Linked DNA regions of Mus musculus: region 1 is linked to region 2. A link is a loop called in an ENCODE intact Hi-C map of the cell type or tissue named here. Cell type or tissue: left cerebral cortex. All regions are shown on one strand. Links, peaks and the distances in the headings refer to the core of each region. The heading gives the core; the rest is flanking DNA.

Region 1 (4,392 bases), core at 204-4,203, 1.6 Mb before region 2:
GTTGACATCGTTCTGCCAACCAGCCCAAGTCTGCTGAAGCAGCAAGAAGCTGCAGCACTGCACCAGAAGTCTTTTGGTGTGTTTCTCTCTATGGAGTTCTGACAAATGGAGCTCAGCTATGCAATGTATGGCAGACCAATACACCTGTGTTGTTAGCAAAGAATCCTTCATCACATGTCCTTTCACACGCTTGCTTTTGCAGAACATCCTTCCTCCTGTGTCTGCTTCAGCACAATGTTCCTTCATAAGTCTGCCTCAGCCATTCATCTGTGTCCACTTCAGGAAAACACTCCTTCACGTGTTTGCCCCAGCCAAACACCATCCAACACAACTGACTTTGCAAAGAACCCTTACATGTCCACTTCAGGGCCCCTGCTTTTCTACTCTTGAGCAACCTCCAGTGGAAACAGCCCCTTACAATTCGGAAATCAATTCCAGTTTACATAAAAATTCAAAATAGTTTATGTTTATTATTATTATTAATAATTATTTGCACAGAAGCACCTATGGTATAGCATTGCATCCGCCTTATTGTTGCCGCTCCTATATCACACACAAATATAATCCCAGAACTGCCTGAGAGGAAATTCAACACGTTACAGCTCTTTGCCTCTAAATGCTTTAAGGCATGTATTTTAGGAGTAGCTTCAACACACTTAAAAGATTGATTCAAAAGTTTTCTCAATTATTGACTGTTATAGACTGAACGATGCCCTTCTAAAGGGGTCCCTATCATAAATACACTTCTGTTGTTTAAGACACTCAATCTGGAATGATTGGTTAAAAGCAGGAGAAACCACTCCTGAAGCTTTCATGAAGCCCCGGAGCCCTGTTGTATTTCGTTGTCATGTTTCCTTAGCTCCTGGTGGCTTGAAGCAGGCCCTCAGTGCTCCTCAGTCTTCTATGACGGTGACACTTTTGAAGACACAGTGTGCCACTCCCTGCACCTCTTCCTCCTCCAGGCCCCTTTTCAGAGGATTCGTTGCTCACTTTGGGCTGTCTGATGTTTCCCGTGATTCGCGTTGTTGTCTAGAACCCTGTGTAAGCACCGCGTCTTCCTCAGGATAACACCTGGAACTTCTTGTGGCCAGCTGCCTCTCATCGGAGATGCTGATTTCAGTCTCGTAGTGTATATGGAGGGTTCATGCTCTTTTATATTTTTAGGATTTGGAACCACTGGGAAGCCGCCTGTCCACCCTGCTCATCTGCATCACACACGGTGGGAACTAACACAGTTTGTATCGTGGTTGTCATTGCTCTGCTGGGCACTGGACACCAGGAGACAAGGAATACCTGATCTCAGTTCTTGAGGACCACACAGCCTCCTGAGGAGCTGCTAGGCCTGGGGGGGGGGGCAGCAAGTAGACTTCTTCATTCACTCCTGTGTTCATTCACTGCACAGATATCTGAGCTCCTAGTGGGCTGGGCTGAGATACAGTTTGTACAGGGGAGAACTGGTGTCTATGTCCATGGTGCTTAGAGTCTTTGCGTGAGATGCTACACCCCAGCACCCAGACCTGGGTCTCTCATGTAAATAAGGGCTGACTAGGTGACTGAATTGCTGCCCTTCATGATGGCATGAGTTCTTCTCTGCAGGTACTGCTTTGCCTGTGTTCTTGTAACAGGCGAAGAACTGAGTTCCAGAGAGAAGGGACAACTCTCTGTCCTTCAACAGCTGGCCTTGGGGATTGTCACTCCCAATCCTTCCCAGCAGAAGTAGGGCATCAAGTTGGTTTGCTGTCCGTGGGCAGCTGGTGGTTGGTTATTTTGGAAGCAGTCTATTCTCCTACCTTCCTGTAGGCTGGGCTGCCTTCTCCCCCCATTGTGCTCTGGGGCTTGGGGCCCCCTGATTAGGCCTGTGGTTATTTAGTCAGCGATAATATTGGATTTACTTTCATCTCTGAATTGCATCAAATGTCGCCAATGACATTTAGCTGACACACAAGGAGGAGGCTGGCATTTTTAGGCTGTCAGCCTGCTACAGATGTAGAAGGGGATTGTGTTGGGGCATCTGGTTTATTGTTAATTAGATGGAGCCAGTGAGGTCTCTTTAGTGAGTGGGTAGATAAGCTCTTGCATAGCCCCTGCTTCAGACTGACTTCAATCTCCTCCCCACCCCCGGAAATGAACATGGCCTTGCCAGTTTTCCCACTGCGATGGGGACAGCATACAAGAAGTTTGGGGAGCAAGTGACAAAGTGTGTTGTCCTCCACCTGCAAGAATATTCATACCTCAAGCCAGGCCCAGATGACTACTGTCGTTCTCTTTTGCAACTGGAGGAGAGGGTGAAGGGAAATGAGGAAGTTGCTTGCCTGATTTGAACATCTACCTGTCTGCAGATGTCTCTGGGATGTTTCTAAATGTCTCAACCTTGGTGTGCTTCCTTGGTCTCTTGCCTTCAGTCCTCCTGCCCCCATCTGTCAACTGTAGAGATAATCAAAGTCCTATTTGATGGGGGCTGTTGTGAAAAGTAGGAGAATTAAATATTCGGGGTGCTTCGAGGGGTGCCTGGTGCTCAGTGGGCCCCATTTACCTTTCTCTAACCCCCTCTGGAACCACTACAGTGAACAGGAACTGGCGTGCTATGGACATATGCGGTGCAGAAGACACCTGCTTTCCCTCAAGGACATTAAAACCTTACGAAGGGGATAGACATCTCCACTGACACTCTCCAGAGTCTTGGGAAGGGTTGTTTTACAATTCTGGGTTCATGAGACGAGAGTTTTCTGAGTCCACGTTTAAACATTCTCTGAATTCATACTGTTTACATTCAATGAGTCTTTGGTTCTGTATGATTCTAAGTGCCAATAGGTGATCTGCAGTGACAAAGACTTTCCTTTTTCATTAAACTTGTCTCCTCATCCCAAGGACACACAGACTATTTCCCAACTTTTCTGACAGTTAGGTGGGTGTAGGGAGCAGAGCCACAATGTGGAAGGGTCCTGGGTCCCTGGGCATGTGAAAGGTTGTCCATCCAGGAATGATAGCAGGGAATAAACTTCCATTGTGTTGAATCATTGAGACCCCAGGATTTACCTGATTCAGCAGCTGGCAAATATTCACAGACTCAGTTGCTTTGGGGAAGTAGTATAAAATGGATGGGAAGACCACTGGAACCCTCCCTGACAGAGCCTCCTTCCCACCATTTTCTCACTACCCCTCCTTTGAGCCAGATCCTTTCCCCAGTTTCCCTAGACATCCAGACCCACAAATGTAGGACTAGGCTGACCCCACCCTGACTTAGGTGTAGACTAGAGAAGAGGGGACAGAATCTGCTTGCTGAGGTCACACCCAAGGCCCCTACCTGCTCCTACCAATTGGGAAACCTGGGTGGAGTCCACATCTCACTTCTGAGCATCCTGAGGACTCTCACACCAGTCCCGTCCTCTTCTTTCTAGGAGAAGTCCCCAGCTCGTTCTCCTTCTTGCCTGGCATCTACATCTGCCGACCCTGGTGTACTTGTTAATAATCTGCTTCTCCTAAGAAAAACCATAACTTATGCCTCTGCTGGATCTGGCTGGTCTCTGAACATACGGGTATTTGAATGTTTGAAAACAACCTTGGGCCATGAAGGGGGCTACAAAGGCACTGGAGGTGGGGGAAGGGTTGGGAGCCCCGTTCTTTTGGTGGGAAGATCTACCTTTCCCTGTCTCGTGTTATTTCCTCTGGGATATCTTTCTGAATGCTACAGAGTGTTTGGTTCTTCCTCTTGGCCTCAGTTACCTCATCTGTAGAAGGCTGATGGCCTTCCAGAAGGTTGAACTAGGGATTAAATGAGACAACGTAAGGTGTAACTTGTCTAGAGCAGGGTGGAAGCTTCTTGACACTGGCAGTGGGTATGAGGAGAGTCTCCAGCGTTCTGGTTTGCAGGGTGGTGCGCTGGCCCTGGCCTCAGGATGCCAATATTAAGATTTGGAAAGCAGCTGTGTTTACCACCATCCCACCAATGCACACGACAGTAAGACTTGAATTGAGGACAGGAGGACCTGGTCTGTTCCTAGGAGAGGTAAGAGCTGAGTTAAGTAATTTGTCTTCTGAGGAGAAAAGCCCCTTTGAATGGGAACTCTGAACTCTATCTCAGTCTGGGCTTTCAGCAAACACTAGAGAGTTTAGAGGATGGAATAAGGAAAGAGGAAGATAGTTGTTAAAGTGCTGACTGTGCGAGCTGAAGGAGCTGAGTTTGATTTCCACATCCTCAGAAAGCGTTGGGTTTGGGGCTGGAGAGATGGCTCCGTGAAGTTAAGAGCTTTGGGCCTGAAGCTCAGTATTCACTAAGTAGCTCACAAGCATTTGTAACTCCAGCCCTCTGGGATCTCACACTCACTTCTGGCCTCTGTGGGCAACATGTGGTGCACATATACACAGGCAAAACACCCATACACGTAACAGAAA
Region 2 (4,392 bases), core at 306-4,305:
CACAGAGCTGAGTAATAAAGCTGTTCTATGTGACTCTAAAGTTCAAAGTAAGGCCTAATATGTGGCAGCCCCATTCTGAGCCTGTGCACATAGGATAATGACAAGAGGATCCAGGACTAGGGCATTGATTCCCTGAGCATCTCCTATATGCCAGCCTCTTGCTTGTGTCTGAGGGCACACAGAGCAAGTCCTGACCTCTACCTAGAAATGTGTCAGTAGAGACAATCAGAGAGTGACTTTAGTACAGTATAGTGAAAGAGGGGAGTGTGGAGCAGACAGAAAGTGTTTAGATCAGCTTTGGGGACACCAGGAGTGAGAAGAGATGTATCAAGGAAGTACCATCACAAAGGTCTAGTGTGGGAGGAGGAGGGTGCAGAAGTCCATGCAGGCAGACCAGACTAGACAATAGCTAGAGCCCCGAGAGAGCTGCTTCTGCTTCCCTCCTTGATCATGTGAGGTCATCTGGCAAAGGACCACCACTCCCTAGCAATGTGCCAGGGGAAACACCTACCCTGGCAGGTAAGGCAGGACAGCTCCCAGGGCCATCTGAGCTAGGCAGATGCACCATGGTACCATGCTAGCAATTTGGAGTTTGCCTAGTGACCTTCTCAGTGTTCTGATGTGAGATTCACAAAGCACATTCTTTACTAATCTGTCATCAACCACTGATGTGCTATATGATTTTGAGCAAACTTCTCTACTTCCCTCCTTGGATCCTAACTATTAAAAATGGATTTGGACAAAGAGCTTCAACCATCAAACTTCATTCAAAGAGTTGAATTTGGATCTAACTCACATTTGTTAGACATCTACTAAGTGCTGGACATAGTCCTTCTTAGGAATTTGTCAGACTCCTGGAGCACCAGCTGTTCTCCATAGAACAACCTCAGAATCAACACCACGTCTCACCCCAGGCTGCACACCCGGCAGAGACACATTGCCTGGCTAGGGTTTCTTTCCGTCAATATTTTCCTCAAGATGATAAATGTGCTGCCAATAAGAGGAGGCAGCTGCCAGCTCTGTCTGAGACAAGGGCCTTTAGCTGGGCTATGGCCGTGATTGGCTTGTTGATGTGTCTCCAAAGAGGGAGGGAGCTGGAGGGAACTCTGAGGAGGCTCAGGACCAGAGCTCTCAGTCTACACAGATTTGCCTTGGGTTAATAGGGCTTCTTCCCCATGTTCTCGTCCTCTAATCACCCCACTAAAATATGGTCTTTGAAGAGAAGACACAAAGTGATGAAGCTTATAGCAGAACTGTAGCTCACAGCTGGCATGTTAAATAACAGGGTAAGGAAGAAAGCACCTTCCCCAGCCAGGCTGGATCGGATGCAAATCCTGGTTTTGCTTTTTACCAGTGGTGTGGCTCCAATGACTTGGTTGCATTGATTCTCTGTCAGCTAATCTGCCATGATGTCATTCTAATACTTACCTCACAGGGGTGTTTTGAGTAGATGCAAACACTGGGAAATATACTCCAGTGCCTGTTCAATTGCCAAGAACGTAGTAGGCACTCAGTAAATTGCACCACGATTGTTACTCTTTCTAACCAAGTAATGTATTAGGTGAAATCAAGTTATTCATTTCTGGGCTATCAGACTAGAGGCAATGTGCTTGGACCAGGTGTCTCTGAGATTCTTAGGGGGCTCTTGTGGTTTTGAAATAGTAGTCTTCTTAGCTATGTGTTTGGAGTACTCAGTTATTTCGCTGGGATTAGACTTCCAAATCTGTTCTCACCAGCACAGCTTTTTGTTTGTTTGTTTGTTTTTTAAATTAAATAAATTATTTCATGAGGACAAAGTCACAGTGTAATCAGTGTCAGCATTAAGACAGTGCTGGAGCTTGGCTGAGGCTGGAGTTCGGGGTGGCTGAGATTTCACATTTGGTCTCAGTTATACACATGTGTGGAACCCACTCTCTCCCTAATCTGGAATTGAAAAAACAGGGATGAGAGTTAAGAGACCTGGATTTGCCTAATAGAATTCAGTGACTGGGAAGTGCTGGGGGTTATTTGGTCACGTGACCACAGACCACTGATGCCTCCCTCTGTTTTCAGTTCTCTCTGATTTAGCTAGTACATGAGGTTGTGCAGATCAAATGCGTAGGGGAGAGGTGGGTCTGAAAGTGTTCCACTCACAAAGGGAGAGATTTTTGGTGGGGGTCGGGGTGCATGCAGGGTGAAGAGGGAGGCATTCTACCCATTCGAACAGAAAGCCATCTGGAAGAGATGGAGACAGGGACAGGCCCAGAGGTGGTTCTTGATGGCATGAGGACAGCCAGGGAGGACCCAAATAATTTCAGTGTCAAACTCATGTCCACTGATCTGATGGCATGGGAGAAGTGCTAGCCATAGGGCTAGGAACCCTTAGAACTATTGGGGGTTTGGTGAGATCTGGCTTCTCACTCCTGGCTTGGCTCCTTCCCTCCTGGCTCACAGAGACACCTGAAGACTCTAGCAGCAGCTTCCTTGCAGTTGCCTGAGGTTGAAGCGCCCCCTCCTGGCCCTGGGGTGCATGGCTACCATAGAGAGCCAGTTTTTTTCCCACCAGAAGACTGAAGACAACCCCTTCCTTTGTCTAGGCTACCGCCTGAGCTCTGCCCTCACCACCACCAGCTCCCAGCTATCTTTGGGGATCTGGAAGAGGGAGGCTTGCACTTCCTGACTTCTCTTAGGTCTTAGCATGAGCGTTATCCCCTACCGGCCATCCCTTTGACTCTCTCTTCCTCTTCTCCATTACCTTTGTCTGTTCATCTATTTGGTGCTTTCTTAGACACATGTATGTTTCATGTGTGGCTGTCTGCATCCTTCCCTCACCTTGTTCACTCCCTCATCTTCAACCCTACTCAGCCCCCTTCCCCCTTCCCATGACTTCAGTTCTTTCTTATGTTCTTTTCCCTCTTACCTTGTACTTAGTGCTTTGTATTCATATCACATTTAGACCCAGAGCACTCCATTGAGATGACTTCAGAAGGTTACTTAGTGCTCTGACTCTGTACCTGACTGAGGGGTCAATGAAGTCATGTGTCCTGAGTGTGGCACGCAGTCCCTACGATATTGTTCATCTCCCTTTCAGCCATATCACCTGGCAGGCCTTCTGCTATTCTTGTCCTCTTTTCAAAACCCCCTCCAAGCTTCCCTCCCCCTCCTTTTTTTTTTCTTGGCACTACAATTCAGAATCAAATATCATTGTTTTGAGTCTTTCAGGAAACTGTAGACTTCTCCTTCACTTTGAAGGAACTTCCTTCTGTGCTCTATTCTCTCCTCTGTCTCCCCTAGGAAAGACATGGGTCTTCTTGTCTAAGCACTGATAAGGGACTCTGAGCCGAGGTAAGGTATAGTCAGCTGAAGGGTATCTGACGTCAAGGAGTCTCTATTCATAGTGCATCTTACAAGGAAGTTTTATGGTAAGGAAGGAGTCATGTTCTAAGGCCCCACAGGACACCCACCAGTGTGACTTGAATGTATTTGCTAATTTATTTATGACTTGTGGCAAATTGAAGCAAAAGCATGTAGTACCACAAAGAAACAAGGAATGTTTCCCAGCACCGAACTCCTAAGAAGACATTTGTCTGAGAGATTCATGTTGGAAGCCCAGGAGAGTGGGCTCTGGCCTCTGGTTCATGAGTACTCCTTCAGCAGAGGGCAGCCTATGGATCACATGAGACATGGGTATCTTTCACAGTGATCCTTCATGAGAGCCAAGGACTCGGTCCTAAAACACAGTCTGAGCATCCAGCTGCCTGTGGCCTAACCAGACACAAGGATAATGCAAGCATGTCTAGACAGTATCCTTCTAGCTGTCCTCAAAGATTGTCATATATTTCAGCACAGATGCGGAGAAAAGCAGGGTCAGCAAGTGGCATAGGGCCAGGCAGTTAGAAATGCTGGCTCTAAAATGACATGGGTCTGGTTTCATTTCTAAACCTGTGTAGCTCTAGACAACTTACTGTGGCCTCTTTGGGCTTGAGCCTCCTGAATAGAGATAATAATACAAACCTCCCAGGGTCTTTGTGAGAAGAAAATGAGTTGATATAAGTACTTCATGCCCTGACTGGCTTCTAGGAAGGGTTGATGGCTCTTCCCAGGCTGCACAGTACTCTGTGATCACTGGGGCTCCCAGAAGGTTAGAGAGATGCCGAGAGGTCATCTGGTGTCCTGGGCAGAGACTTGTCTTCACCACCATGGACAACCAGTCTTAAAGCAAAGAGACCTCTACTCTTGAGTTTTCCCATACAAAAATTGACTGCAGTTTGAGTCTACTCAGTATGCTGAGGGCAAACCACAATATCCCAAGCTCTCTTGCCTTTGGAGAAGCATTTTAGTAAAAGTCATGTGCAAGAGGCTCCCTCTGCCCCCTGGGATTGTGGGAAGGAAATATTTATGGCATAGGGAAGG

The links. A loop is a pair of places that touch in the nucleus more often than their neighbours do. Peaks named below come from ENCODE experiments on the same cell type or tissue, not always from the same donor. Only the 100,000 strongest peaks of a DNase experiment are listed, where the experiment ranks them.
Region 1: it touches region 2 in a loop (3-fold over the local background); 10 of 42 quality-filtered maps call a loop at or near these places.

The regions. Positions count from the first base shown.
Region 1 is chr4:110,031,213-110,035,604 of GRCm38, forward strand. No RefSeq gene overlaps it. Among named protein-coding and RNA genes, the nearest start is that of Dmrta2os, 54 kb to the left of the region's middle. In left cerebral cortex, for the core only: no CTCF peak of the experiment used is centred there; a DNase peak (open chromatin) is centred at 1,730.
Region 2 is chr4:111,624,128-111,628,519 of GRCm38, forward strand. All of the region lies in intron 11 of Agbl4 (ATP/GTP binding protein-like 4), which reads left to right. Among named protein-coding and RNA genes, the nearest start is that of Spata6, 94 kb to the right of the region's middle. In left cerebral cortex, for the core only: a CTCF peak has its summit at 2,493 (motif pointing left); DNase peaks (open chromatin) are centred at 1,029, 1,262 and 2,491.